2 separate regions of the Homo sapiens genome follow, and region 1 is linked to region 2. The links are chromatin loops, found by intact Hi-C in ENCODE. Cell type or tissue: dorsolateral prefrontal cortex. All regions are shown on one strand. Each heading gives the region's core, and the rest is flanking DNA. Links, peaks and the distances in the headings are about the cores only.

The links. A loop is a pair of places that touch in the nucleus more often than their neighbours do. Peaks named below come from ENCODE experiments on the same cell type or tissue, not always from the same donor. Only the 100,000 strongest peaks of a DNase experiment are listed, where the experiment ranks them.
Region 1: it touches region 2 in a loop (13-fold over the local background); 7 of 110 quality-filtered maps call a loop at or near these places.

What each region holds. Positions count from the first base shown.
Region 1 is chr17:33,513,579-33,529,525 of GRCh38, forward strand. It overlaps a transcript of ASIC2 not described here. Among named protein-coding and RNA genes, the nearest start is that of ASIC2-AS1, 37 kb to the right of the region's middle. In dorsolateral prefrontal cortex, for the core only: CTCF peaks have their summits at 7,025 (motif pointing right), 7,225, 8,381 (motif pointing left) and 8,580 (motif pointing left); DNase peaks (open chromatin) are centred at 7,043, 8,386, 9,237 and 10,093; H3K27ac peaks cover 1,406 bases.
Region 2 is chr17:33,286,152-33,302,098 of GRCh38, forward strand. It overlaps ASIC2 (acid sensing ion channel subunit 2), which reads right to left and starts at 7,144. Exons shown (of 10, transcript NM_183377.2): 1 at 5,257-7,144. The coding sequence starts at 5,964. RefSeq lists a silencer at 6,171-6,341. In dorsolateral prefrontal cortex, for the core only: no CTCF peak of the experiment used is centred there; DNase peaks (open chromatin) are centred at 5,456, 6,474, 7,230 and 7,582; H3K4me3 peaks cover 2,081 bases; H3K27me3 peaks cover 3,695 bases.

The DNA of each region.
Region 1 (15,947 bases), core at 6,463-11,462, 230 kb after region 2:
CTTCCCAACTTCTGTCTGGTGCCAGCTAGGTTGGGCATTTTTGTCCTGTCTTCACTGATTTGGGGCAGTAAGAGGTGAGAGGAAGTTGGGGAACAAAACCCCATGACGTCCTCAGTTTAGTGTCTGTTCTCCTTCCTGCCACTCAGGCTGTGACCAAGGGGACTGCTTCCTGCTCTGTCCCCTACACTTGGCTCCTGTCCTTGCCCAGGTTCAAAGGCGGCACCTTCCCAGAAGGCTCACTCCCATCTGTAGCTGGAAGTCACATCTGCTCAGGGCTGTTTGGAGGCTGCCTTCTGTTAGGCACAGACCTGTGCCCCTTCCAGCCCCCAGCTCAGGGGTGACCTTAGACGCCATCATAGGTGTAGGGAGGGCACCAACACTGCCCTCACATAATCGGATCAATGAATATGAGCACCAGCTGTGCCAGACACACTGCTGGGGGCATGACACATGGAACCTCGTGTACCTCGTGGGTAGACATCACTCCCATTTGGCAGGGATGGAAGACAATTCCCAGCTGTAGGCAGTTTTCTCAGGTACACAGCTGGGAACTGGATGCAAACACAGGTTTCTCTGGCTCTGAACCTTTGCCTTCATGCTGCATGCTCTAGCCTAATCTTGACCACCTGCCACTCCTGACTCAGAATTTTCAGATGAGAGAACTGAGGCCCTGGATTTCAAGGGACTTAGCTGTGCATGACACAGCAAGGCCCCAATGAACTGAAATGAAATGCACCACTGAGAAGCACACGTTCATGGCCCTGCCTTGCTGATCCTCTCCTTCCTCCATCTCCCCATCCTCTCTTCCACACCCCCCTCAACCTCATCGCGGTCCTTGCCTTCCTAACTGGTAAAATTGAGAAATTTGGGGGGAATGTGGGAGGAATTAGGAACAGGCCAAAGGGGAGGGGATTGTAGAGGGAAAGCATTGTTTTTGGACAGGAGGCCAACAAGACAAATGGACTCCTACATTCCGAGCATTTCAGAGCCACCTGTTTGGACTTCTGTCCTGCCCTTATTGATCTTTCCAGGGCATTTCCCCAGTGACCAAGAATTACGGATCTTTTTCTGGAATGGGATCCCATACCATTACAATAGATCATTTAAGGACTTTTATGACCGTGCTGCTAGGAACTAGGATTCTAAAGTTTAAAAAGATCACGTGGTCTTGGAAAGGCAGCCTTGTCTGTCCTCTACCTCATGGGCTACTCCACCTTCTTCCCTGATTCATGGCTTTGCTCACTCTCTAAATCACTGACTTTCTCGGCCCCTTGGCTGTGTGGCCATAGAGAAGCTGCTGGGCCTTGAGGAGTCATCCCGTGTTATCCCCTGGAAGCAGGACCTCGGTCCTTTCTCCCAGATGTTCTTTCTCACCTCCTGCCAAACTCCGTGCCAGCCCTCAGCACCACAGCCTGAGAAGTCATGCTTTCTTTTGTACTGTGTCCACGGATATGTGCCCAGCCTGTCATAGGTGCCAGTAAGTATTTAGTGAATAAAGGAGTAAAAGAATGAATGGATCCATCATGAATTATAGCTGCCTAGCTGGCACTTGGTGGATGGGGCAAGGAGGGAAGTGCACAGGGCAGAGGAATTGCTCCGTCGCTGTTCCTGAAGCTCTGGGGTTGGGAGGGGATGGAGGAGGAGAGCACATTCTGTCCCAAACCCCTCTAGATTCCCAGGACATACCCATACACTCCAGCCCTGCCTAGTCTCTCCCAACCAGCCTTGGCTGGCTCTGGATCTTCCTATGGGGCGCTCAGGTGGGCCTCAGAAGTAGACCCTGAGGCAGCCATGGACATTCACAGCCTGGTTTATTCAGCACAGCTCTGGCACCAAACTCACTCCATGGCCTATGGGTATTTCAGGCCCATGGGTTGAACCTCTCTCAGCCCTGTTTTCTTCTCTGTAAAATGGAGATGAGAATACTCACGTGTTCTAGTAGGAATAACTCAAGACACGGAATGTGAAGTGTTAGCAGAGTGTCCAGTGCCTTTGAGTGCCTCTCTCCTCCCTTCTATTTATTTTTAAGGCTACTCATCCTCTTCCAGGCCTTGTCTGACCCACGGCTTCTGCTTCCTTCCCGCATGGCTGGGGCTACTGGATCCTTAGCTGCAAGCTTAGCCCTGCCCGTGGCTCCTAGGACCAATCCTGAGGCTTCAATAGTCCCAGATGCCCACTCTCGGACTTGGCTTGCTATTCCTGTCCTGACCTCCGTCCTGTTCTGAAGAATGCAGAGGCCGGGTGCGGTGGCTCACGCCTGTAATCCTGGCACTTTGGGAGGCTGAGGTGGATGGATTGCTTGACCTCAGAAGTTTGAGACCAGCCTGGGCAACATGGCAAAACCCGGTCTCTAAAAAAAAATACAAAAATTAGCTGGGCGTGGTGGTGTGCGCCTGTAGTCCCAGCTACTTGGGGCGGGGGATGGCTGAAGTAGGAGGGTAGCTTGAGTTGGAGAGGTTGAGGCTGCAGTGAGCCAAGATCCTGACACTGCACTCCAGCCTGGGCGACAGAGCAAGATTCTGTCTCCAAAACAAAACAAAACAAAACAAAACAAAACAAAACAAAACAAAACAAAACAAGAACGCAGAGCGCAGTGTCCAGCTGGGTGGAGCCCAGAACTGCAGAGATGTGCTGAAAGATACTCCCGAGGCCACCACCACTCCCACATTGCCTTCCTTCTTCACACACAACCAGAACGTGCAGTTTGCATCACTCACATAGAAATTACCAAAGTTATTAATCACAGCGTATGAGTGTGTGTGTTTGTATGTGTGTGTGTGTGTGAGTGTGAGTGTGAATGTGTGTTTGTAAGTGTGTTTGTGAGTGTGAGTGTGTGTGTGTGTGTGTGTGTATGGAGGAGGGGTGGTGATGCTGTTGTTGCTCCTTCAGTTACAGTAATGGCACTCAACCTAACTACACATTAGATTCTCCTAGAAAGACTTGAAAATGCCGATATTCAGGCAGAAGTTTTGATTTCATTGGTCTGGAGTGGACCCTGGACATTGGGAATTTTATTAGTGCTATTAACACTTCCAGGTAAGTCTAGTGTGCAACTGGTGTTGGGTACAACGGAACAACTGGTGTTGGGAACTGATGTGAGCTCGCTGACATCAGGGATTTGGCTTTATCTATTTTGTCTCCTTGGAGGTGCCTGGCTTAGTACTCAGTGCCTGTAAATGGATCAGGAGTCCCTGTCTCTGGGACACTTTGCCTGACCACCCTCCTCCCTCCCATGCCTGGGCTAGGTGTTGTGCTCTTATTACACTGGGTTTGATTTCCTGTTTCCTGTCTGTCTTTTTCAATAGACAATGGACTGCCCTAGGGCAGGATCCAGATTTTCATCTCTGGCTCCTTTGTCAAAACCCTCACACATCAGAATGTATCGGTGCCGCATGGGTCTGAGGACATCTTATCCCTTCTTTTCAGGGTCCCTGGTAGTTAACGAAGCCTCTCTTTTCTTCTAGATGTTGTTTCTTTGCTTTGGGAAATGGTTCTCAAACCCTCATAACCTCTATCTTAGTTATACCTTTTGCTGCATATTATTATTATTATTTTGAGACAGAGTCTCGTTCTGTTGCCCAGGCTGGAGTGCAGTGGCGCGATCTCAGCTCACTGCAATCTCTGTCTCCCAGGTTCAAGTGATTCTCCTGCCTCAGCCTCCTGCGTAGCTGGGATTACAGGCATGCACCACCATGCCTGGCTAGTTTTTGTATGTTTAGTAGAGATGGAGTTTCACCATGTTGGCCAGGCTGGTCTCAAACTCCTGACCTCAAGTGATCGACCCACCTCGGCCTCCCAAAGTGCTGGGATTACAGGCGCGAGCCATGGCATCTGGCCTTTTGCTGCGTATTAAATTACCCTACACCTTAGCAATTTATAACAAATGGTTTCTGTGGGTCAGGAGTTGGGAGTAGCCTAGCGGAGTGATTCTAGCCGAGGTCTCTTGTGAGGTTGCAGTCAAGATGCCAGCTGGGGGCTGCAGTATTTGAAGACTTAACTGGGGTTGGAGAATCTACTCTGAGGGTCAATGCACACAAGTGAGAGAGCACTCAAGCCAGAGGCCACAGTCTTTTAAAATGCATAATACAGGAAGGGGAACATCACACACCGGGGCCTGTTGTGGGGTTGGGGGAGGGGGGAGGGATAGCATTAGGAGATATACCAAATGTTAAATGACGAGTTAATGGGTGCAGCACACCAACATGGCACATGTATACATATGTAACAAACCTGCACGTTGTGCACATGTACCCTAAAACTTAAAGCATAATAAAAAAATAAAATAAAATACATAATAATCACTTCCTTCATAGGTCGCCTAGACCAAGCCTGTTGCAATGTGGGTGGGAACTACACAAGGAGGAAGAACCATGTGTTGGAGTGTAACGACCGCAGGCTGCATGCTGGGAGCTGGCCTGGAAGTCCAGAGAGGGCACCCAGTCCTGATCCCAGCCTCTGATCATCATCCTCTTGAACACAAATATCTATTTGCCCCTCTGATGTGCAGGAACAGTGCAAGAGATGAGTGTCATCCTGGCCTCTTTTTGATTTTTTTGGAGAAGGGCTAATAGAAAATGTCCTCTTGGCTATCAGTCCTGAGCTCCTCAATAACGCCTGAACTCTGTAGAAATTTGGAAATTGAAACCTAAGAGTAAGCTCTAGAAACAGATACCTCCAGGATGTGAGCTTATTTTTGATAGCCATGGCGTTTGAAGCCAATGGAAGTGCGGGCGAAGGAGAGACTGAGAAATGCTGCCCACGTGGGCTCTGAAAAAGGCTAAGGTTGGTGGAGTCCCAGCCCCTGCATGATGTGGCAGGGGGCAAGGCCAAACTTGCCATCAGCTGGAGCTGACTTCCTGAGGGAGGCAGCAGGTGCAGTGGGCTGGGGCACCATGAGCACTAAGCTCCATCAGATCTGGGTGGGTTCCTTTCCTGCTTCCATTTGCCGTGTGGCCTCCACCAGCTGTTCTCTCCCTGGGGCCTCAGTTTACCCATCCATAAAATGAATTGGTTGGACTGATACACTACTTATGAGGCTTTTAAAAAACAATAGCACCTTCATTTTCCAAATTACACCTTACAACAAATAAAGTGAATACAATGTTACTGCCTCATTACAATATATGAGATAATATTATGAAAGCTAATATGCAAGAATAAATGCTTAGTGTGTTCCTAAAGCTGTTCTTAAATGCTTTGGACACATTAACTGATTTAATCCCACAGTGGCCCTGTGAGATAACTACTCTTTTTTTTTTTTGAGATGGAGTCTCGCTCTGTCACCCAGGCTGGAGTACAGTGGCGTGATCTCGGCTCACTGCAAGCTCCGCCTTCCGGGTTCACGCCATTCTCCTGCCTCAGCCTCCCGAGTAGCTGGGACTACAGGCGCCCGCCACTGCGTCCAGCTAATTTTTTGTATTTTCAGTAGAGACGGGGTTTCACCATGTTGGCCAGGATGGTCTCGATCTCCTGACCTCGTGATCCGCCCGCCTCGGCCTCCCAAAGTGCTGGGATTACAGGCGTGAGCCACCGCGCCGGGCCGATAACTACTCTTTTTAATCATCATCCCATTTTACAGAGGAGGCAGCCACAGCACAGAGAGGTGAAGTAGCTTACCCAAGGTCACACGGCTTGTAAGTGACTTGAACTCATGGAGGGAGGCCATAAGGCCTTGCTCTTGGCCCTTCCGTTATACAAATAGAAGCAGAGCGGCTCTGGTGGAAGTGAGGGAGGAATGCTGGAAGCCGCCCAGCTTGTTACCCTTCTCCTTTCCTCTCTTTCCACTGAGCACCCCCTTAAACACAGTTGGCCTCGGGCTTGTGGGGCAGCTTTTGAGCTCTGACATTTGACGAGCTATGACCCCCGTATTTCTCTACCTAGGCTTTGCAAACACATGCACCTGAACCATCTGGGATGCTTTATTCAAATCTGGATTTCTATGCCACTTTCCAGGTTCATGGGATCAGACTCTCTGGGTAGAGTCCAGGAGTCTCCATGTTAATCAGCGCACAAGTGGGTCTCGGCTCACTGTCATGGAAAAACTGCTGCATTTTGAGCAGGTAGGCAGCTTAATCACCACCACTGGGCTTGGAAAGGACTGGATTTAGCACTTTCCTTAGGGAGGAGGAGGAGGCCTCCTTAAGGAAGGTCTTTTTAAGGAGAGTGGGAATAATCTCTGTGCCCAGGCACTGCTAGACCGTCTGTCAAACTTGACCTCACTTCAGGCCACCCACGCAGGTTGCTGTAACCGAGAGTGAGCCAGGAACTTCAACTGACCAAGAGCAAAGCCTGGGTCGTGGTCACTGTGACATTCCAGGCCACAGTTAATCAGCACATCTGTGAATGCACCAGGTGATTTCAGAACATTTTTTATGCTTCAGAGAGAAAACAATTTTTATGACTGTTCAGTACAGCCCAGGAATCAGAGAAACAAATGCTGTTAAACATTCATGTGTTAATTATTGCCATTCCTTGCTATTCCTACCATCCAAGAGCTGATTATGAGCAGAGGGTATCTTTGCAACGAGAATTCTGGCTTATTGTGGCCCCTCCCCAGGGGCCTCTTTGGCTGTTAGATTTGGGGGAGGGTCATTAATAAATGCATTGTAGTCACAGGGTAATAATCCTGTTGTGATTAGAAGTATAGCTGTTCTACTTGAAGAAACACTGTCCAGGCAGAAAGGAATGAACAAGGATACGGGACAGAAAGACAGGGTCAGTGGGGAAGCATGAAAATCACTCGCGAATTCATTCTTGTGTCTGCACCTGCAGAACATACGCTCTTTGGCCAGTGTTTGTCACAGCTACACCATGCTCTAGCATTTACTCAGAGGAATACCTGGTCCAGTGGTTAACTGGGAGGTTGTATTAATTAGTATGCCTAACTATGTCCAACACACGAGGAGCTGGAAGGATAGTTTGGTGAATGGCCACCTGGGATTAATCACCCAGTCCAGTACAGTCGTATTAATTTGGTGCCCAGCAATGTTCAGCACACAAGGAGCCTCAGGAGGGACAGTTTGGAGAGAGACCACGAGAGGGCGGCAGTGAGCCCACAGTCTGGCTGATCCCCTTACCCACGGACAGGGCCCCTCTTGGGGCTATGAAGGGTGGAGGAGCAAGTGAGCGGCCCCAAAGCTTAAAACTTTATTTGCTTCACAGCAAATGTATCCCTGGGCCTCACCTGTGTTCCTGTCTTGGAGTTCTGAGATAGCAGGGAGTTCTGTTTCTGGGAATCTGCCTCTTCCCCAGGGGGAAATGACAAAGGGTATTTTGAAATTGACATTCAGGCCCTGGGGTTAAGCCTGTGGAACCAGCAGGCTAGGGGATGCTTGCCTCACCTGCCTGGGTGTGTGGGTGCTGGAATCATGTTGGACTACTTTGGAAAAGCAAAAACTTCGAAGAGAAGGTACTGATGTTGGCATTGCTGGCTTATGGCAGCCAGGAGTCTGAATAATAATAATTATTATTATTATTTCATAACAGGCAGGCAGGAATTCTACAGACAAGGTTCAATAACCTCAAGGCAGTCTCGTGGCGAACTGGCAGATTAGGTCTCGGGACTTGGGACTCAGGCTGGGCTGGGTCCACACAGCACTTTGCCTCTTGCGGGAGAAGTAGCAAATAAAGGCCTCTGGAGCTGGGTAAGCAGGGGCTCAACACTGTCGTCGGCCAAGGGGTATCTTTTGAAGGATGCAAATTAGCTGAAATTGAATGAATTATTTGGCTCTGCAGGGGGAGGTGGGAGGTAAAGAGGGCCCCTGGATAATGCGCCTGCCACTCGGGGCCAGCCTTGCTGACAGTTATTCACTCTGAGTGTGGCACACAGGGACACAAGAGGTACAGCAGCCATGGTGACTGTAGGGCAGGGATGGCCCAGTTCTGATGCGGCCAACGCCCCCGAAGTCCTGGAGACAGAAGTAGCCACATGACCAAGGAGTCAGTCTCTCCCAGTGGGTACACAGAGCAGGGTGCACAGCCCAGCTGGGGTCCCGTGAGAGCCTGCTGAGAGTCTGGCAGAGATGGGCAAGGAAGATGTTGGATCCGACTGGCAGAGCTGGAGGGACTGTTGAGAATCTTCTAGTCTACAGTGCGGGTGGATTTGAGTTCTGGGAGGGGAAGGAATTGCTCAAGTCACGTAACCTGATGGCACTGCTAGGACTGGAGCCCAGCATTCATGCCCCACGGTCATCATCTACCCTCAAAGGCCATACCTTGCAAAACCTCATCCCCGCTCCTCAGAACCCTGATGTGGGGCCTCTGAAGACACCTGACAAGAGGGGACCCAGGCTGTTCCTCTGGGTGTGCATGGCAGGCAGGCCCCTTCCCCCATCACCTGGCACCTAGGCGGGCAGGGAGGCCCTCTGGCAACTGCGGGCAGTGTGGTTCAGCCAGGGCTAGGGGGCCCTCTGCTGGGCAGCCGCTGCCTGGCCTATGGGATAGCTGAGCAAAGCCAGCTGGCTGGGTGGGTTCCGGGGCTGCATAGAGGAGCATCCTGTCAGGAAGGGTCAGGGATGGCAAAATTCTGACCCATGGCACTTCTTTGTCAGTCCCCCCACTCCTTCCTGTCACTGCTGTCCCTACCAGGCAGCCTTGTGCCCTCTGCTCAGTACCCCCTCGTGGGCTCCCCACCAGCCCCCCAAACCTCCAGTCCTATCTGCTCCCCATTCTAGCTCCTGCTAATATGATATTGAATCTTAAAGGGTCAATGAATTATTTCCCCCGTTCCTGAAGGCCTACATTTGCAGAGCATTCGGACTCCTCTGAGAAACCGAGTCTTCCCTGCAGGAGTGAGCTGAAGGCCCACCGGCTCCTGCTGTGGGCTGAGGCCCACCTGTGGGGGGCCCTGAGGTGTCTTTGTAGGGGCAGCGGCTTGGCAGTAGTTCTGACCATGGTTGGAATCCTGCCCCTTTCTAGTTCTTTGACTTTGAGCAACTCACTAAACTTCTCTGACCCTCTGTTTCCTCATCTGTGAAATAGGAACAGTAATTCCCGTCTCCCAGAATTGCCTTGGGTGCTAAGTGAGAGGACGCAGTAAAGAGTCCCTCACAGGACTCAGTGACTATCAGTTTCTTTCATTGAGATTTTCAGTTTTCTCATCTGTGGAATAAGAATTCTTGTCTGCCCTAGATTATAACTTTGAAAATCCAAGTGTTTTGAAAATCCAAGTGTTAGTTTTATTTGCGGTGCCATGAATTCCCACAAGAACAGACACACGAGAGCGCCACCTCCAGTGCAGACACAGACACTGAAGCCGTGTGGCATCGCAATATCCCTGAAAACTGCCTCCCGCTCTGCACCGTGCAGTCCTGGGGCTGCCCAGAACAAAGGCCAGGGCAACCCCTGGCTCCCCCTACCCCACCCACCGCAAGCCCAAGAGAGATCAGCACATGATCAAGCCAGGTTGCAGGAAGGAAAGTGATCTACACAGCAAGTGGGTGACAAGAAGTGTCAGGACACCCATCTTCTGAGCTGGGCCTCAATCTTCTTTTTGCAGATTCTTCTGTCTTAAGGAAAAGACCCTTCTCTTTTCTCTTCGTTCTGTGATGAAGGACCCTAGTTCTGAGGTCAAATTCCAGCAATGGACTCACTGTCTTTGTCATCTTGGTAAAGTACTCAGCCCCTCTGAAACTTTGTTTCTTGATTTCTAAAATGAGGATCACAAAGCCATCTTTATTTTTTATGTATTTACTTTTTGAGATGGAGTCTCACTCTGTTGCCCAGGCTGGAGTGCAGTGACACCATCTGGGCTCACTGCAACCTCCTACTCCCAGATTTAAGCAATTCTCGTGCCTCAGCCTCCCGAGTAGCTGGAATTACAGGCACCTACCACCACATCCAGCTAATTGTTTTGTATTTATAGTAGAGATGGAGTTTCACCATATTGCCCAGGCTAGTCTCGAACTCCTGGCCTCAAGTGATCCACCCACCGGGACTCCCAAAGTACTGGGATTGCAGGCGTGAACCACTGTGCCCGGCTAGGATCATAAAACCTCCTGCAGAGGGTTGCTTAGAGGTTTAAGTAGCATAATGCATTCCTGGCTCCTAGCACAGGGCTTGGCTTCTGGCAGGTTCCCCTTCCCATGTGAACACTGACTCAGAAAATGACACTTTCCCGTTGTTATAAATAATCTCGAAGACACCCAGTTCTGTGCTCTGTCTCTGTGCTTGGAAAGGCCCTCTGTGCTCACTCTACCAACTAGTCATCTACTCACGGCTGATGTAGCTCCAGGGAGGGGAAGCTCACCCTTCACTGGGCTGCAATCTCAGAACAGCTGGGACGGAGGGGAAGTTCCTGCTCTCATGATGTAAGTGCTGTCTCCATGCAGTTCTCATCCATAGCATAGCCTCAGGAAATTGATCTAATCTTGCTCTAAATCAACTCTTCGGATGACCCCTGGGCCTTCTTGTCTCTTTCAGTCATACACTCAGGGGTCAGCCTCAACCTTCTCCAGCTCCTCTCAGCTTTGAGCAGGTATCTTTCACTTTCAGGAGCAACTCAGCATGCCCCTGGGCCAATGCTGGTGTCCTAGTCTGGCTGGGCTCAGGAGTTTCTCTCACCATCCCCAGGCTCAGCCTCTGAGATTCTGCCCAGTTCTTGCTAATCCCTGCCTCCAAATTCTTTGCCCTCCAGTCAGAATGTGCTGATATACCGTTGTTGGGTTCCTTATATAGAGACACTGTGCATAGAATCCCCTTTTTAGCCTTCCCAGTACATCGTCAGGGTAAGTATTATTATTCCCATTTCACAGAGGAGGAAATGAAGCCTCTGAGAGATTGGCTGACTTGCCCAAGATTGCATAGCCAGCAAATTGTGAACCAGAAGTGGGAGCTTGGTCTCTTTGATTGGAGTTGAGAGAATGAGTTCTCCCCATACAGGTATGATGGAAATGAGAATTTATGTAAAACAAGAAAGGTGGTCTTTTACCAGTATTGTTTCTGTATGTTCTGGGTGAAGTGTAGACTCATTCGGAGGTGTGCACTGGGAGGGGGTGTCACAGCTTGTTAGGTGTATATGCATATGGCTAACGAGGATGGTGGGGAGGTGCTGGCTTGGTGTGGCAGCTTAGCTGAGTTGGGTCATGCTGCTGCTCACGAGAATGAGGTCCCCAGTTTGAGTCCCTCCACCTCCATCCACTCACCTGCCTCCCAAGTGTTATTTATTTGTTTGTTTATTTAGAGACAGGGTCTCATTATGTTGCCCAGACTGGCCTTGAACTCTTGTCCTCAAGTGATCCTCCTGCCTCAGCCTCCCAAGTAGTAGAGACTACAGGTGCACATTACAGCGCTGGGCTTCCTCCCAGATGTATTTAACTTAGTCATAAGTGAGTCCAGCTGAGAGTGTAGACAGTGCCTAGGGAGCCCAGCAGCTCCCTTGGGAATGTGATTCCAGGGCACAGGAAAGGCCAAAGGTCCTTGTGACCCTCAAAGTCTATCTTCATTATACCTACAATATGAATCCCAGTCTCTTCTGTTCCCCCATCACCGATACCTGTGTCATTCCTGTCTCTGTGCTCTTATTCTTGACGTTCCCTCTACTTGGGCTGCCTTCCCCTCACTGAGTCCTGTAGTCAGCCTCAGTCATGTGCATGGAACAGGAGGGCATGCTGGCTGAGTTGTGTGCCTACATGGCTAGACTGCGCAACACTTCCTAGCATTCCCTGCCACCAGGTCTTTCTGAGTAGGGCGGACACGAGAGAGTCATGTGGGAGGTGTGGAGGGCAGAGTGAAGCAGCCCCTTTGTAGCTCACATATCTTGTCGCTTAGCTGCTGGCTGTTTGTGTGAGGCTACCACTCCACCACCCCTTGGAAATATCTACAGCTTCTCTGCCTCCTGGCCAGATGAGTGAGCTTTGTTCTGTGATGAAGGACCCTATCTTCTGCAGGAAACCCTCACCGTCAAGGTCAGAGCAATAAAACTGACAGGGGTCTTAGTCCAACCTGGTGTAATTCCAGCTCGGGCTCACGGGTTCTGGCTTATCCTTGTTATCCCTCACTTTATCTCCATCTTCCCCTCCCTACCTCCTGCCTTGCAGACATGGAGATCCAGCATCAAATGCAAATACCTCTGCATTACCTAGACGGACTGACCAGCTCCCACAATAGCAGAAGGTCAAGTGTCTGTAACAAATCCCTTATTATTTATGTATCTTAGCAGCTTTGCTTTTCTTACTGAGCTTGAATTGTGGTATCAACATGGGTGGTGGCTGATGGTGGCCTATGACTCCTATCCATCCTTTGGAGCCCAGCTCAAGACTCACCTCCTCCAGGAAGCTTTCCCAGACCCCACTAGTCATCAGTGGTCACTTCTGACTGAGCTATTACAGCATTTACTGCCTGTCCTGCTTTAGGCTGTAAGTTATCTTTCCACTCGTGGGTATCTTCTTGTCCTAGGTCAAAATTTCCTGCACTTCACAGATACAAATCTCTAGTCTCTTCCTGAAGATTCTGATTCTGCGAGCCTTCACCTAGAATAATATGGTGACCAAAAAGTGTGAGGAATTCAGCCCCAAGTAAACTGTGAGCCCTAAGATGACAGGAACCAAGTCCCTGTTTTATGTGTCAGGGACTTCACATATCCAGCAAAAATAGTAGATTTGAAAGTGGAGGGTACCCAACCAGCCTTTTCTGGAGCAACATCCTGTCTTAGAATTCCCATTAAGTGAGATCTCTCAGACGCTTTTCTTTCTTCTTGCAGGGCAGCAGAGGATGAAACCCCAAGCAGTCAGGTGCTGGGGACGTCATTCATCCTGATGATCCTGATGGGGTTAATTCTTACTAGTCATGTCTCCCTCACTCTGATCAAGCCACCCTAGGACTCCTTCTCTTCTATTGCTTTGGAAGGAGGACTGTTCTTTCTGGCTCCAGGAGTCCACCTCCCAATCTCCCAGCATGTCCCCCGGAGCTGAGTCTGACAGATCCAGGCTCTTCTGCTTTTTCTTTGGGGCTTTCTCTCCACTTGTTTCTCTTATACGTTCTAGCTCAAACCTATGCCCAACACAGAGTAGGCACTCACTAAGAATGGGTGCTGGATTGTTCATCATCAGGGCCAGGTTGCCTTTGCTGCCCTCATCAGGCCCTTATACAGCCAGGGCATTGGTGGTACTCTGGGCAGGCTATGAGACCCTGCTTGCCTAGCATCTGAGAGATGGAAAGTCCGCCAACCAGACCTGGGCTGCCCACCCCTTCTCCTCCCCTCCCCAGAAAACCCCAGATTCCCCACTGTAAACAGTTCTGTGACTGTGTCTCCTGGAAAGGCCAGATCTGATGTCCATGCAGGAAGCTTTGTAAGAATTCCTCATGGTCGAATGCATCTGTTCCCTAATCAAAACACAGGCAGATTCCTCATGCTGGGCCTTAATTTGCTGAACTTGCACATAATTGAGACAGATTATCTCTATTTTCCAGCTAGTCATTTTATATTTCGGGGGTGATGCTGGGCTGGCTCAGGATGTTTCTGGTCGGAGCCCCCATCTGCTACCTGTGCAGGAGGGCTGGGCGCCCTGTGTGCCTACTTCCTTCTATGATCTAACAATAGAGAATGCATGTGGATGCCTGGTGCAGGAAGGAAGGAGAAATACTGTTCTTCTTCAGATGTGTGTGCCAGGGAGGAGGAGATGGACAGTAGGGTGCACTGTCCAGTGGGCAGATCTAAGGAAAGAGAATTTCTTACCTGAGTCTTCAAGGAAAGCCAGAATCAGGGCCCTAAACCCATTCAAAGACCAAGCAACAGCTAAAGGCTTTATGTTCCACACTGGACTCTCAGAAGTAGCTGAAACCAAGTGACTCTTACCAGAAACCAACTCTGGAGTAGTTGCCTTGCTCGAAGCCTAATCAACTCTGGGCTGAGAAGAAAGGAACACACGTGGTTCCTTTCCCTTCCACATGAGGATTAAATGAGATACATCAGGGTGGCAGAGGAGAGTGCTCCAGTGGGTGAAAAATGACCAGGAGTGGGGTGTTGTGTGTCCCACTTTATGGAAATCATACTTGGAAAAACTGAATCAAAAACAACAAACTCTGACAAAGAGGGTCATCGTGAACAATGGGAATATCAGGAATATCCCTTTAAAGAGAACCCCCTGACACATGCATGGTATCTGTGGGCTTACCAGAGTTGCATTTACACACTCATTTTAGGGACATGTGCCTAAAATGAAGTACATCTGTTAATCAGGGTACAGAGAGGCTGTGTGGTGAGGGGGAAAGAACTGGATAGGGGGTCATGGAGCCTGGTTCTGCCACTTTCTCACTGAGAGACCTGGAGCAAATCACTGTCCCAATCCAGGCCTCTGACTCCCATTGGACAGAGGGTAGGACTGGATTAGATGATCTTTAAGGCCACTTTCGCTTTGACATTTTCTGTAGGAAGAGGAGGAAGAAGATGGAACTTCATGGAGGCCCTACTGTATTGCAGATGCTCATTTGACCCAATGCCTTGGTAACCCCAAGAAGAAGTCATGCTCAAACAATTAAGCAATGCATCCAAGGTGAGAAGGTGTCAGGGCCAGTAAGTGTCATTACCACGCCCTCGTAGGAGGTGGCAGGGAGGATTCAAACCTGGGCCTGGCTGACCCGTGTATGTGGTAGGTGTGTGTGTGTGTGTGTGGTTTCCAGCTGTGATCCTATAGGACAGGTGAGGCAGGGAGCCAGTGGACTTGCAGTACTGCTTCTGTTTTAAATTGAGACAAAGCTTGGGGCCATCACATGGGCTTCCTGTGGGGAAAAAGGGAGGCCAATCCATTTAATTAACACCCCACCAGACCCCTGGAACTCTCCCTCCAGCCAGAGCACCAACAACCCTGATAGCAACTGGGCTGCCCCACCACAAACCTTTAAGCAATTCATTTTCTACACTTATAATAAATAAGTCAATGAAAAAAATTTTCGACATAATTTCCCCAGAGAATGGAAGAAAGAAGCAGCATGAATTGGAAGCTCCTATTATCTTCTGTTGTCTTGTCTCTGATGACAGATAATGGCGGCTGGTGAAGGGGATTGGTTGGCAGGGAGAATAATGCTTGGGTAAAGGTGGCCTTTAGAATATATCATCCCGCATCCAACTCAAAAAGGGAAGAAAAAAGCAAAAGACAAGGCAAGGCTAGCCGTGCTGCTCTGTTCAGGCCTCCCTTCCATCTACATCTAGCCAAGTTGCAGCCCCTCTTACTATTAGAAACCATTGCATGAATCACCCTATTTGCTGCTGCTTTTCCCCTGTGCCTTCAGAGAGCTGATTAATTGGTCCAATACCAGCAACTCGTCACGAAGGTCTTAATTAAGAAAGAAATAGCCACCTTGTGAATTCCCTGGGCATCAATAGCCCTGGGGATGTCTCTTCTGCCTTTCTGCCTGCTGCTCAGGGAATGGTGAGGAAAAGAGGACAGAGGCAGGCTCCGATTCAATGGGATTACAATATTGGAGGGAGTAAGAGAGCCAAGTGGCCAGGAAACTCCAGGACAGTTCAGGAGGAAAGAATAATAGAGAGTTTGGCCAAATGAGTCAGCTTCCAAGGCTGAATCCAACTGGCTGGGGGCTCCCACAAGGGGAGTGAACTTTGGGGACATCTTGGGTTTGGACTAAATTTTTAAGACTAGCTTTAAAAAGGACAGTTAAAAGTATAGCAATTATTTTCAACCCTGACTGCCCTGTAGGGGAGCTTTTAAAATACAGTGATGCCCGAGCCCCACTTCACTCCAGTCCAATCAGAATCTCCAGGGGGTAGGAACCAAACACTGATGTATTTTAAGAGCTCCCTGGCTGATTCTGTGGTACACCTGGGGCTGAGAACCACCAAGGATGGTACAGAGCGCGTTTCTTCATGTGTGCTCCCTGGGCCAGCGGCATCAGCATCAACATCACCTGGGAGCTTGTCAGAACTGCAGAATCTCAGACACCACCCCAGAACTACTCAAGTAGAATCTGCAAGACCCCTAGCTCATTCTCATTCA
Region 2 (15,947 bases), core at 4,674-9,673:
ATTTCTTGCTTTCTGTCCTGGCAAGTAGCAGCCAGCTTGTCTGATGTGACAAAATGTGATGAAACTAAATGCTGTTTTCTTCGCTTTCAGTACATATGAGTGGTCCAAAATCTGAACTCAAGGTTAACTCTTGCAGAGGGGGTTGGGCAATAGTGAAGGGTGCAGGGAGGAGTGGCTTCTCATAGAGTTAGGAACAGGGTGGCAGCTGGGGTGTTTGGGACACAGATGAGGTCTCTCTCCACAGTCTAACAACCAGTAGTGAAAGAAGTCAGAGTTTTGCTGCAAAGTTCAAAAACTTTAGTTTGGTCTCCAGGCACCCACTACATAATTGCATCGTCACCCCTCAGCCCAGCTCCCATCTCAGCACATCCAGTCCCTCCCTCCAGCCACCCTGAACTAGGCGCGGGGCCTAGAATGCATGTGTTCAATCTCATTATTTCATGTCTCTGAACTCTTGCAATGGACTCCTGTCCTCTCACCCTGAAGTCCTCTTTCTCTCCTTTTCTACTTTGGAGCTTCTACTTATCCTTCAAGATTTAGCTGAGATACCACCTCCTCCAATAAACCATCGAAGATCCCCAGTCTGATCCTTGGAGCCCACACAGCACCTCTGTACGCTCCTGGTATCTATTCACACACCTCTGTCCTCAACATCACTGAGAGCTCCCAAAGGGCATGTACCAAGCCTTATTTAATTTTATACCCCCCAGCAGCTAGTACAGAAACTTAGTATATAGTTGACCTTCAAGAGACATTGGTCGATTGAATGAATGAACTGGAAAATGAGAAAATGAGCATATATCTCTACTCAGGTAAGTGGTCATAATATGATATGATAATTATATGAATAGTAATTATGAATAGTAACTATGAATACTATGAATACTATAGTAAATATGAATAGCAACTGCTACCATCAGATGTCAAGACACTGAGCTGAGCACTTTATCCACATTATGATAATGGCTCTTGAATATTGAGCACCTACTGCTGTCCAGGCATGTGCCAGTTATTGCTCATATGTTATCTTCACCTCAGATCTCCGAGGCAGGAATTATTACCAGAGGCTCATGGAGCAAAGTGTCTGTCCAAGGCACAGAGCTAGGAAATGGCAGCACCAAAGACCCACGCTGAGGTCTGCCTGGCACTCTCCCCTGAACCATGCCATCTGCCAGAGAGAGAGCCATTGCTCCTTGTTCCTGCAGAGGACCTCAGATTGGCCTCTGTTGGTTTCTGTTCCAACCCCCTGGTTCTTCTTCCAAAGCCCCAGTGCTCAGATAGCTCTGCCTCACTGTTTTGCATCCCACCCAATTACTGGGAAGGCTCCCTTCTTCTGGCCCAGGAAACCCCAGAAGGGCCAGAGTGTGCAGAGCTCAAGTCCACAGCTGATGCCAGGGAAACAACACAGGCATTCAGAAGCCAAGCTGCTTTATCTGACTGCTGAGAGATTAACTCTTGCACAGCTGCAACAAAGAGAGGAGCTGCAACTAAACACATCTCGAGTGGGCCTAGAGGATAAGACCCAACAGACACCCCCCTCCCCTGCCAGGTTTCTTTCCAGACCATGGGACTAACTGGCTGAAATGGGACTTAGGGACAGCTGGCACTTCCCCCCAAAGGCCTCCTCTAGAACTCCATCTCTCACCTGTTGCTCTAGTCCTCTTAGGATTGGGGAGCACAGGTGTCTGGGGAGTGCTTGGCATCTTGTTTTCTACTTTCCCTTCTCTGTTCCCAAAAGGAATAAATGCCCAGAAGTGGCCTGGTTCTCACTGAAATACATTTCACTGGTGTTCTCTAGAGGAATTAAGCCAGGAGCCTTGTTGCAGGCTACACAAGACAACAGGGAATGTTGGGGGTACCTGATGGAGGTATGCATTCCCCAGTCCTTTCCTGTCACTACTTGTCAAGCTGTCTGTTGGGTGCCGGAGGCAGCAAGTACATCAGATATGATTCCTACTCTGGTCTGGAGGGGGAGACAGGCACAGTCTAACAGGTGTGATGACATGTGCCTGTGTGAGGATTGACATCTAAACAGGGTGGAAGAGGGGCAAGAAGGGGAAGGCATCAGTTGTTTGGTGATGTGGCATAGATGCAGCAGGTGGTCAGGAAAGGCTCCAAAGCAGGAGAAACCCCAGAGCTGCCTGTTGAGCAGGCAGGTGTCCCCCAGGCAGACAAAGCAGCATGAAAGGGGAGTTACAGCAGCAGCGGAAACCAAACCAAGCAGAGGGGCTTGAGGAGCAGGGATTCAGCTGTTGGGAGCTGTTCTGTAGACCTTGAGTATATGGTATGAGGGAGGGTGTGGCAAGAAATAAAGCAGGACCAGGTGGAGGGTCTGAGGAGCTCAGGTCTTAATCTGAGGACAGCTGAACCACTGAAAGGTTTGAAGAAGGGAAACCATGTGCTTTGAGCAGTGCTTTAGAGACTACTCTGGCTGTAAAGCAGACAATGGGATGCAGGGTGTTGGCTGGGACAGAGCTTGAGGCCAAAAGACCAGTTAGGAGGCTGATGTGATTGAAAGGAAGCATTTCTATAGGAGCTCAGCAGAGTTTTCAGAGCTCTCTCTGACACACACACACACACACACACACACACACACACACACACACACAACTAATATGGTGTATACAGTATTGTTATCTCCATTAGATGATTTAGGAAACTCAAGAATAGAGAGATTAAGTCACTTGCCCAAGGGCACATGGTAAGTGGTAGACTCAGAATTTGAGCCCAGTCAGTGCAGCTTGAGAGTTCATGTTCTCAGCCACTACACTTTGGTGCCACTCCATCAAAGATGACAAAGGCTAGAGACAAGGCAGTGTGGTTAGAGGAAAATATTCCTGACAGGCCTGCTGTATATTTGGGGCTCCCTGAAATAGCTTCTGGCTTCTACAGACAGAGGGGTGAAGCCTTTAATTCTGAGGTCCTTGGAAAAACCTACAGCATGCAACTTTAAGGGGCTGGATACTCCCAGGACTGGGCCATGATAGGAAGCCACTAGGGGTCACCTGAGTCTCCAGGAACACATACCTTTGGGGAATGGAGGTAATACTTTTGCTTGGATGTGTGTGTGCCTGCAAACTCTTCAAACGCAGGGACTCAGAGTACAGGGAGGTAAGAGAAGGGTGTGCCCCAGTGGGAAGGACCTTACTGTCTTCAACTCCCTAACAATTGACCCACACAACTCATGGCCATGCCTGCTGCAGAGGTTGAAGTCAGGTGGCTCCTGAAGGGACTGTGTCCTCTGCATGCCACAGGGACATGTTGCCAAGACTCTGATGACCTGGGCCACATGGGGTGGCTCCACTTTCCACTCTCCCAGCTCCTAGGAGGGACAGGATTCCTAGGAGTAGAGGTGGGGGAGAGGGCAAGAGTCCTGTGTAAGTCCTCTGAGAGAAGAGAGGCCCAAGGTCAGAGAGGAAGGGTACCTGTGGTTTCTGTGTAATGCAATTAGTGGTATGCAAAGTTGGACTTTGAACTTGCTGGCTCTGAGCATTGGACAGCTTTTTAGAGCTTCATTTTTCTTATTTTAAAAATGGGAATAAAACTCATTAACGCAGGGCTGCGGTGAGTATCAAAAGTGCATAGTGGCTGTTAGAATGCAATTCCACACACTTTGCAAAGCAATAGTCAGATTTTCAGAATTACATTTGATGGGCCATGCTGTAAAACTTGGAGCAGGAGCGAGGGCCTGTTGCTACTTGGATGTAACCTTGAACTTTAATCTAACTCTTGAGGCTGCTAATTAGTGATCAGCAAAAAAAACAATAAACAACAAGAGATCGCTGCCCTCATTCCTTCAGCTTCGTGGAACTCAGAATTGTGCTTGGAGTCCTGGAAGAAATCACTTAGAAGCATATGTTAACAGCATCTCCTACTTGCCAAAGCAGGGAGCCATCAGGTAGATATTCTTTAAAAGCCAGCTGAAAATCTCAGGAAATAAGGAATGTTTTCGGAGTGGATAATTCAGGGCTACTAAATATACAAGCTTAAAGCAAAGCCAGCAGGACAAGATTGAAGCCAGGATTGCCTTCCTAGACAAGGAATAATCCAATCAGCCAATGAGAGACCTGGTCTGACCGGCATCATGCCAACACTTGTTGGAACCGTGGCATCTCTTTACCATCCCAAAAAAAGCTTTGTCAGAAATGAGGATCTCAGGAGTGATGAATCAGATCTGGTAAAATCACCATCATAGCACTACCAATAAACACACACACCAACCTTCCCTGCACTAGTGGAAAAGCCCAAACCCACCTAAGGGACATTTACACACGAATGGCTGGACAGGCATGCATCATGCTGGGGCCTGGCACCAGAACTCCTCCAAGGCAGACTGCACAAGGCAGATACCTTCTGTCCAACAGCTGCGTTATCCAGACCCACAGCGTGGGGGAACCGGCACAGCAAATGGTTTACAAACCCTAAGCACAGCTTCTCCTGGCCGCGGCTGTTTGCATCCACATGCCTGCTAGGATGCTTTCTCAACTCCGGAGCAATCCTCCAGACCAGAAGACCCACACTTACATTTTATGGGGGACGGAGGCCAGGTGAAGGGCCCAACCCTGGCGCACCACTGCTCAGTTCCGCTGGATGCTCAAGACTCCTGCATTTTGAAAAAGTAGCCAAAGCATGCTGCTGCCTCTCCCACCAAACTGTCTACAGCTTCAGTGTTGGTTTTCTGGGAGTTTCCTCACAAGTTCTCCTAGATTCTAAGTGTTTGGGAACTTTGAAGACATAAGCTGCTTCGGATCGTAGGCCTGCTTAGGGACTCTGCGTGATTCCCCTGATGATCCATTTTTCAAGCGCTTCCTTTTTTTTTTTTTTTTTTTTAAGAGCCGTCTATTGGTTTTCCCAAAGACAAGAAGTCCGCACTTAAGAGATCTACACTCCAAACACAGAGCAGTTTCTTGGAGTCCTGAGGGCCTGGAGTTGAGGTCGGGAAGAAGGAGGCTGACTAATATTCACAGACGGGACCATAAGGAGTAGAATGAGGGCTTTGGGGGCTGACACTGGAAGGAGGGGCTGGGACAGGGGAGCTCCCACTGGTGGGAGGCGACTCCTCCTACAGTTAAGTCCAAGTTCCCACAACCTGCAGGAGAAGACTCAGGGGACCCAAGAATGGGTTCTGCCTTGGCATCGTGGAGTGGTAACACTGCAAGAGGCCTGGGGACAGCCCCGAGGGGGCGGAACACCAGGCCTCCTGACTGCCGGGGAGTGGGGCGCAGAGGGAGCGGGTTCGCGCGGAGGGCAACTCACGGAGGAGAAGTTGTGCGGCCCGCAGAGCTCGCCGCGGTACTTGCAGGAGAGCAGCATGTCCTCCAGCTGGTGGCCCAGGCGGTCCATGAAGGCGGCGCTGATTCCCTCGAAGTGGCGCGGAGGCAGGAAGAGGCGGAAGTCCGCCAGCTTGCGGAACCACTGGCGGCGCGGCTCGTCGCCCCGCAGCAGCTCGCTGACAAGCGGGCGCGCGGTGCGGTTGGGCAGCAGCAGCCCGAGCCAGTGGCCGGCATAGTAGAGGTCCCCCTTGGAGAGGCGCGGGAAGCGCAGCGGGTTGTTGTTGCACACAGTGACGGCGGGGAAGGGTAACTGGCGGCTCCACTCGCGGTGCACCCGCGTGTGTGACGGGAAGCTGAGCCAGTAGAGCAAGCGGTTCGAGGACCAGGACAGCAGCAAGCCGAAGGATGTACAGAAGGCCAGCACCCACAGCGCCCGCCGCTGGAAGGAGCCCCCAGCCGCCGTGCGCCCGGCACACATGTGCCGCAGCCCGTGCAGTTTAGCGCGGCTCAGCGATGGCCGCCCCCTGCGGGCGACCCCTGGCCCCTGCAGCGCCCGCTCGCCGCCTCTGCCGCCCCCGGGCTGCCCGGCAGCCGCCAACGCCGCGGGCGCCGGCTCCTCGCGGGCCATGCGGAAGCGTCCCGGGCCGGTGAGCGCGGCTGCGGGCAGCCCGGCTCCGCCAATCCGGCTCATTCATTCAGCCCGCGGCTGGCGGCAGCGGCGGCGGCCCCGGCCGGGCGGAGCCGCCATGGGAGTCCGCAGCAGCAGTGGAAGCAGCAGCAGCGGCAGCCGCGCGCAGCCCGCGCCAGGGAAGCGTGCGCCCGAAAGGAGCTCCGGTGGCGCGGCATGCCCGCCCGGCGCCGCCGCTGCCGCCTCCGCGGGCGCCCGCCCGGGGCTGAGCGCCGCCTCAGCCCGCAGCCCCTGGCAGTGGCCTCTCCCGAGCGCCTCCCAGGCTTTCCCGGCCCCTGGTCTTCCTGGAGGATGCCCGGCGCCCGGCACTACTTCTGGAGGGGTCCCACTGGGAGCCGCCTCTCCAGTCCCTGGGTGCTGCGCCCGCCTTCCCTCGTCCTGGACCTCGGGGGACCCTGAGCCGAGTCCCCCCTGCCCCGCCTAACCCCAGCTTTTACGCTGGTCCTGGGAGAAGGGCCACTCGGCCACCATGCCTGATCTGGACATCCCCAGGGACCCCACCAGCCCGGCCCGTAGCCCAGCGGTGCTGGGACACGGGAGAGAAGGCGCCAAGGAACGAGCGCCCCCAGAGGCGCACCGCGGCTCCTGGCTGGGCGGGCGGGGTGGGTGTGTACGGGGGTGAGTGGTCGCCTTGCCGGCTGCCGCCTTCTTTCCCTTCCCCTCCAGGACCCTTCCTTGTTACTGCTCCCTGGGCTGCGCTCGGCAGAGACCTGCTTAGGCTTCCCCAAGTCCTGCGCCTAAGTCCTGCCAGGCGCCCGCTCTCGCCTGGGGCTGAGAGCTTCTCAGGGCGTCCTGCGGGAGGCTGTTCGCCGCCGGGGTCCTTCAAGGATGCTAGCCGCAGGGAAGTGTCGCTTCTCGCCTCGGCTCTCCCAGGTGCCTCGCGTCTCCAGAAAAGCCCAGCCTTGCTGTCTCTCGCGTCTTCTCTCTGCCCCCGCGGCGACAAGAGCTGGGGACTGCGGGGACCCGCCAACACCTCCCGGGGGTGACCCGGACTCGCTGCTCCGCGCGCCCTTCTCCTCTCGAGACTCCGAGCTCGCGGTGGCCGTGACGCCGGCTAAGCTCCTTCCCCGGTTGCCCGGGAGAACCCTCTTTGGGCCCCAGGCGAACTTGGGCAGCGGCCGCGCGACGCTGGCGCGGCTGGGCTCCGAGCACCTGCTCCTCAGCTCGCTGGCCCCGCGGCTCCGGGCGGGCGGGGCGGCGGCGGCCGTGAGCGCCGTGCGCTCCTGGAGACGCGGTGCTGACGCGCCCGGCTCCTCCTCGCTGCATTTTAATTCCTGGCCACTGTGGCCGCTGCACACCGAGCGGGAAGCCTCTTGCTGGAGTCGGCCGGGTGCGGGGGTGGGGTGTGGTGGGGAGCGGGATGGGGATGCGCTGTACAGATGTGCTCAGGTGTATGGGCTTGTGGGAGAGATAAGTAGTATAACCATTGTGCTGATGTGGCCCCAGTGTAGACAGGGGTGAGAGGACTCCTGAGGGTGTGAGATGGGCTGTAGAGAGAGCGAGTTGCTGTGTAGTGTGGGCATTTGAACACGATTGCGAGTGTGGTGCCAAGTATTGGGTGTGCGTAGGATGTGCATTGTGTATGTGTGAATGGGCATTTCTGTGAAACTCTTGAATGTGAGCATGTCTGCGGGTGGCGTGCTGTGGCCATTAGAGTGTGGTGCATGCAGGATGTAGTGTCTATGGTGACGTGTATGTTCCGTGTGTGTATGTGTGCACTTAGTGAGTCCTGGGTTTGAAATGCATGTGTTGATGTGTGGATGGATATCAGGGTTTCTAGATGTGGTGTGTGGTTGGTGTGTTTTGTGTGTGTGTGTATGTGCATGTGTTGTATGTAATGAGTATGTGTGTTGAGGCATTGCGAGCAGGGTAGGCTCAGTGCGACAATCCTCCCCTCAGCCTCTTAGGGACATCCCATGTGTGTCCCAGCCCCTTCCCTGGAAGTGCCTACTGCTCAGCCCTGGCCCAGTCTGCCAAGCACAGCTCTCCAAGAGGGTGGGAAGGGGGAGTAGGACTTCCAGGGACAGGAGACTCCATCTTTCCCATTCCCCTTGCTGGGACAGGGAACACTTGGAGCCCCATTACTCCATGAGATAAAGGGGTTTTCCAGACATTATCCGGAGAGTAGAATTTGGTGGTGGAGGCAGTGTGAAGGGACTCCAAGGGTGGGAGGATGCTCCAGTGGAAGAAGGACCAACGTGTGTATCCTTTGGGGAGAGGAGGCTTGGGGAAGCAGAGATTTGGGTGTGGAGAGGAGTTTTACCGTCTTTGTAATGATGAATTAGGGGCAATTTGGCCAGATCTGTTGAATGAGCTGTGGGTTTCCAAGCAGGAGAGAAGCAGTGCTGGGATGGGCTTTCCCTCCCCACTGACCTGAGGGCACCCTTACAGCGTGATGACTCCCTGCATCTGGTCTCTGGAGAAGAGGACCTCTGAGCCCCTCATTTCCCACTCACCCACATACATACATCCACACAGTCACACATGTACAAGCACACATATACACAAACACACACACACACTACACATACAACACACATATACATGAACATACATGTATACCAACATATACACTTAAATGCATATATACCCAATGCATACTGCATACATACATACACACAACACACATACATATACACAACACACACACACCTGGAAACCCTTCTCACTCATCTGGGGAAAAAGCTATTGCAGTTGGGCATTGATGACAGTTTGCTTTGGGTTTGGTTGCTTGAAGATGTCTGTTGCTGGCTTTGAGGGGAGGGTTCTGAAGCTGCCTGCTGTACTGGGGCCTCTACCAAAGGCTCATACTCCAGTGCTCCCAGCCTGGTCTCAAGGGTCCTGGAAATGCCACAGTGACCCGTGTCTTGGCCAAGGTGGGGTGACCTAGTGACCTCAGTGCAGTTACTGATGAAGCAACCAGGACAAGCATGTGCCATCTTCCAGCATCATAAATCTGGAGTGGCATGAAGCTCTATTTTATAAAAGCCTTTAAAACATTTTGGGTTTCTGATGTGTTCAGCTGTTGTGGGCTTGCTCTTTCCTAGCTATTTCCCCCTTGAAATGTACATGTGCTACTTTTGATTGACCAACTGTCTTCTCTGCCATGGGATTTCCTGTGAATTCTCCAGATGGTAGCTCTTTCAGGGAGAGGAGGGGTATCCTGCTTAGGCCTCAAGGGGCCTTGACACAGAAATCTAGAGAAAGACACACGGGCAGCTAGTGACTCCAAGCAATGATTGATGGCTCTCTTTATGGCACATGTATGCAGCACATTCTCTATGCAACTTGAAATACTCCCACCCTCTTCTCTGACCAGTTCTTTGACCAGCCCAGTGAAATTCTGTTCTTTCTTCAAATCACAGCTTATGCATTGCCTCCTAGGTCAAGGTTTCCTTGATTCTCCCAGACAAACTTGGGTCATGTTTTTCCTATGATCCCAGCATACCTTGGAAGATTGATACCTCTAGGATAGCCCTTATCATTGTTTGTGTCCAAGCCTTTCTGCTGGACTATGACCCGTTTGCAGACAGGGACTACACCTCCTTCATATTTGTATCCCTACCTCTTAGCACAGTGACCTAGCACGTTGATGAAACACTGTTACCGGGGAAGAGGAAAAAGGAGCTAGTATTTCTTGAACAACTACTATACGCCAGGTACAGAACTAGGCACATAAATAAATGTTATTTAATTTCTCACTCCAACTCTGCGGGGGAGGTATTTTGGCCTTTTTTATACACTATTTGTTTTTTAGGGATGAGGGTCTTGTTATGTTGCCCAGGCTGGTCTTGAACTCCTGGGCTTAAGCTGTCCTCCTGCCTCAGCCTCAGAGTGCTGGGATTACAGGAGTGTGCTACCATGCCTGGCTATTTTTACCATTGTTGATGCAAATCCTTGGTGCATGCACAGGATTTGAATCCAACTCTAACTCATTTCAAAGTGCAGGGCTTCCCCCCTCCATCATACTTCCTTACAAAATTATATTATTATGATAATAATATAAATGTGGGACTTCCTAAGTGCTAGGGCCTCCTGTAAGTGTTTTACACTAAAAACAAGTATCATACATGCTCTAAGTGTTTAATCCTCAAAATGAGGCAAATACCATTTTTTCTCTACTTTAAAGAGGAGGAAACTTTAACCACAGAGAGGTTAAGTTACTCACTTTAAGCCACACAGCTACCAGTCAGGAGAGCAGGCTTTGCCCAGGTAGTCACTCCATCCCTGTGTTCTCCAGCCCTAGTCCACGCTGCCTCAGTTCTCAGAGGTACTTGGACACAATAGCTCCTGTGGATTAGTGTTACCATCCTGGAAGACTCCCTTGGCCAGAAAAACAAATTCATGAGGCAGAACAGGGGTGACCCACATAACCTCTCCACCAAGAAATTAGCATTTAGCATTGTGATGTGCCAATCATAAGTTTTTAGGAAAATTTCCCTTGTTTATCTCTGAAACATCTGTTCACCATGCCTGGTGTTCTGGCATTCTGTGTGATGTTGTGTGCAGTGGCAGGAAAGTCTTCTGGCCAGCCTGCCCTCATTCTGGGGTATAACCACCACCACCACCACCACCACTGATAAGCTGTTTTCTCTCATTAAATGAATCTGTTGGGAGGGGAGATCAATGTAAGTGAACACGGTTTTCTGTTTTTGTAATACAATTTTCAGAGCTGACACTTGTGTGGCTTGATCAGGTTTCACTGGATCCCTCAGTGTTCCTGTTTACCTGCTACTCAGAGGCTCAGAATTGGAAAGTATCTGAGATACTACCTAAGCCTCCTTCCTGCCCACTGTAGGAATCCGTTCAATACATTCCTTCAGTGACAGTGTAATCAATTCTATTCTGGAACATCTTGCTGTGTTTAAAGCTTCTTCCTTTCATCAGATTGAAGTCTGTCTCCATGTGAATTTCTCCCATTTCTCCTAATTTATCCATGGGGACCCACACAAAAATAACTTTGGTATTTCTTTCACATGGAAACTCTTCAAACTCTTTATAGAATCAGAGCACGTTGATGCTGAAAGGGGTCTAGCAGTCCACCTGCTAGTGAAGTCCTCAAGACCATCCTTTCTTCTCCAGGCTAAATGTCACCAGTTCCTTCAACTGTTTCTCCTGTAGTTTTTGCTCTTGAGATAGGCTCTTGGGTGTGAATCTCCTCGCAATGTGATCCTCCAGCCCTGTGGAGTATAAGCCTACCAACCCTTTTACTCTTGATCTGGTACTTCTAGCTCCTGATATTTCTGCGGGTGGTTGGGGGCTCTTGACCGTCCCCTTGCTTCAGGAATTTCATGGAGGTGGTGGGTGGAGAGATGAAACAGCAATGATGGGTTCTTGGTGTGCTGCTTAGAATGCTGTATGCACTTTCTTTTAGGGCTGTTATGCAAATGGTGATAAGAGCCACATTACTTTTAATATTAAAATTCACTGGCCAGGTGCAGTGGCTCACGCCTGTAATCCAGCACTTTGGGAGGCCAAGATGGGCAGATTGCTTGAGCTCAGGAGTTTGAGACCAGCCTGGGCAACATGGCAAAACCCTGTCTCTACAAAAAACACAAAAAATTACCTGGATGTGGTGGTGCACGTCTGTAGTTCTAGTTACTCAGGAGGCTGAAGTGGGGGGATCCTGAGCCTGCAAGGTCGAGACTGCAGTGAACTGTGATCATGCCACTGTACTCCAGCCTCGGGCATCAGAGTGAGACCCTGTCTCAAAATAAATAAATAAATAAATAAATAAATAAATAAATAAATAAATAATAAAGTTTATTGATGTTATGAGGCACATGGGCTTTTGTGGGGGTAACTGTGACCCTAAATCAATCTCTTTTTTCCCCTTTCTCTGCCTTTTTTTTTTTTTTGGTCTTATTTCTGTAGTTTTCGTGGCTCTGTGTCAGTCTGCCTCCCTCTCCCCTCCTGTCTTTCCCTTCTCTTCTTCTCTTCCCTTTTTCTCTCTCCAACTCTGCCTGAAGCTAGGGGTGCTCTCTGATACCTTTTTATTATTTATTTATTTATTTATATTATACTTTAAGTTTTAGGGTACATGTGTACAATGTGCAGTTTTGTTACATACGTATACATGTGCCATGTTGGTGTGCTGCACCCATTAACTTGTCATTTATATTAGGTATATCTCCTAATGCTATCCCTCCCCACTTCCCCCACCCCACGACAAGCCCTTCCTGTGTCCAAGTGTTCTCATTGTTCAGTTCCCACCTATGAGTGAGAACATGCGGTGTTTGGTTTTCTGTGCTTGTGATAGATTGCTGAGAATGATGGTTTCCAGCTTCATCCATGTCCCTACAAAGGACACAAACTCATCATTTTTTATGGCTGCATAGTATTCCATGGTGTATATGTGCCACATTTTCTTAATCCAGTCTATCATTAATGGACCTTTGGGTTGGTTCCAAGTCTTTGCTCTTGTGAATAGTGCCGCAATAAACATACGTGTGCATGTGTCTTTATAGCAGCATGATTTATAATCCTTTGGGTATATACCCAGTAATGGGATGGCTGGGTCAAATGGTATTTCTAGTTCTAGATCCTTGAGGAATCACCACACTGTCTTCCACAATGGTTGAACTAGTTTACAGTCCCACCAACAGTGTAAAAGTGTTCCTATTTCTCCACATCCTCTCCAGCACCTGTTGTTTCCTGAGTTTCTAATGATCGCCATTCTAACTGGTGTGAGATGGTATCCAAATCATGAGTGAACTCCCATTCACAATTGCTTCAAAGCGAATAAAATACCTAGGAATCCAATTTACAAGGGATGTGAAGGACCTCTTCAAGGAGAACTACAAACCACTGCTCAACGAAATAAAAGAGGACACAAACAAATGGAAGAACATTCCATGCTCATGGATAAGAGGAATCAATATTGTGAAAATGGCCATACTGCCCAAGGTAATTTATAGATTCAATGCCATCCACATCAAGCTACCAATGACTTTATTCACAGAATTGGAAAAAACTACTTTAAAGTTCATATGGAACCAAAAAAGAGCCTGCATCCCAAGTCAATCCTAAGCGAAAAGAACAAAGCTGGAGGCATCACACAACCTGACTTCAAACTATACTACAAGACTACAGTAACCAAAACAGCATGGTACTGGTACCAAAACAGAGTTATAGACCAATGCAACAGAACAGAGCCATCTGATACCTTTCAGTCAATGCTACTGGTGGCATGTGGGGCCCTAGAGGTGGCCAGTGTTATAGCATCTAAGCAAATGTCCAGGAGTCATGATGGGGACACCTGTACTGGTGGAAGGAGAGAGAGGACTTCTCCCCTGCGGTTTTACTCATTGCACATGGATATTCCTACACCCTTCCCTTCCTTCCACCATGGAACTGGCACTGGAGTTGTTGTTCCTTCCTTCCTTTCATGTGCTTCAGCATCTCCACTGCCTTTCTCCCTCACTCTGTTTTTTTTTGTACACGCTTGGCCTCACCTAATTCTCTCTTTTTCTGGGGTCTTTTTTAGATGCACCAAGTGGTTTTTTGCCCTTTTAGTCATTCTCATTTTACTTGACTTCAAGCTCTCAGCTCCCTTTCTTCTATCACAAGCAATTCCCAGGTATAAGAGGTCAAAGAAGGGGCCATGACCACCAAAAGAAAGAACGTGGGCTAGAAGGACCAGGTCCAGAGTAAAAGGAGCTAGGAAGCTCATGCTCCACAGGGCTGGAGGAAGTGTGGCTGAAGCGTTGTGGTCCCTGCTTAATGGAGAACCCTGTGAAGTGGGAGCTGGGTATAAAATATAATTTAACCCTTTCACTTTCAGCGGAGGAAGTCAAGGTCCAGAGTTGGGAGAGACTTGCTGTAAATCACACCGGTTGATACTGATAAAGGGCACAACCAGAATCCAGGTTCCAACTTCTAACTCATTCTCTGCTCACCCTATGAGAGGATCTTTAAAAAGAATCCATTTTGAAATTGGTAACATATTCACATGTTTCAAAAAACACAAAAGAGTATCTAGTAAAAAGTTTCTCCACCCCATCCCCAGCCCCCACAGCCACCCAGTTTTCCTCCCTGGAGGCTCCCAAAGCCATCAATTTCTTGCGTGGTCTTTTAGAGATACTTTATGAATATACATAAGTGTACATAGTCTTTATATGCCCTTTTTTTCTACACAAATGGTTGCAGTCAGTGAATGTTGTTGACTAAAGTAATTGTATTTCATGTTCTTCACACCTTTTTTTTTTCAGTATTTTCAGCTAGTTTATGGTTGCCTTCCTTTGGCACCTCATTTCAACTTCTGTTATTTTCCTTAACTTCTCATTTCCCATTATCCTGTTTTCCCATCCAAAAAGGACAGCAGGTCCTATGACAAGGTGGTACACAAGCTTGTCATCTTATGATCAGATTTTCCCTTAACCCTTTGCTAGATACCCTAATGGATGAAAGCTCTCATGTGGATAATCTTAAACAGCAGGTTATGCAGATATTTCTGTTTGCCTCTGAAGTGCATTATGTTGTGTATTTGCATAAGATTTAATTTTCTTGTCATATTTTTCTCAGGCTAATTATAACACACGCAATTGAATGTCCTAAGCACACAGCTCTTCTTGGTCTAGGAAGATGGTCCAAACATGCCTTGGTTGGCAGAGAGATCCAGTTTAGGATTCAGAAGTTTCTGTAACTAACATTTAGAGTGGGTAAAACATAACAGGGAGAGAACCAGAAGGTGTTAGTGCAAAAAGTCATCTTAACGAGCATGCAGTTTAACTAAGATAGGAAATTGAGGTAAGTTTAGTGACTTGTCCCTGGTCACTGAGAAGTTGACATAATGAAGATGATGAGGATGATAATGATATTTGATAGTTGACATTGATTGAGCATTATCTGTAAGGCACTGTGCTCAGTGAACATGATTTAACTCATTCTTTTTATTCATTTATTTATTTATTTATTTATTTATTTTAGAAAAAAAAAATGATGTCTCACTCTGTTGCCCAGGCGGGAGTGCAGTGGTGGTGATCTCGACTCACGGCAACCTCCGCCTCCTCAGTTCAGGAGATCCTCACACCTCAGCCTCCCAAGTAGCTGGGACCACAGGTGTGCACCACCATGCCTGGCTAATTTTTTTTTTTTTTTGTATTTTTTGGTAGAGATAGGGTTTCACCATGTCATCGAGGCTGGTCTTGAACTCCTGAGTTCAAACAATCCTCCTGCCTCGATCTCCCAAAGTGCTAGGATTGCAGGTGTGAGCCACCACGCCTGGCCAGACTTAACTCATGTTATCTTCACAGCAACTCTATGAAGTATGTCCCACCATTATAGCTCTTTAACATGAAAGGAAACTGAGGCAGAATGTGGATAAGTGACTAGTCTGTGGCTGGGATTCAAACTCAAGTAGTTTGGCTCTAGAGCATCAGACCTTAATTAAGGTGGCTGGAAATTAGCTGAAAGTAATGACTATAGTGGTTATTTATTGAGCAGTTAATGGATGTTGGGCACTGTCTTTGATGTTGAGAATACAAAGTCCACTTAGATGTGGTCCTTGCTTTAGCTCTCAGTTTAGTGGGGGACATGAGAAAGAAAATATTAAATATTCATATGAAATGTTAATTATTAAAAGGCAATTTAAATAAAGCATGATAAATGCTTTATCAGGGATGAGCACAGCATGCTGGGAGGGTCCCAGGGAGAGGTCTTTTTCCCTCAACTGGTCTGAGAGCCATTGCCATGCACTTTCTCTGTTTTCTCCTGAGTTTCTCCATTCATTCCCATGTTCTCACATCCACTAACAGGGAATCCTGTTACCTCTGCCCACGAGGCTCACCTGGGAGCCAGGATCTGAGACAGGCAGAGGCAACAGCAGCACAGCTTCTCCTTCAGATGTCCAGACCCTCTTCTTCTTCAACAATGTCCATGTCCTTCTCCTCACAGGGGTTTGGTGTTCCTGAAGGTGTCTTGTTGACTGGTGGCATCTACTTTCTAAGTTCGGGCCACCTTCATAATTAATGTCTCCTTCCCTCAGC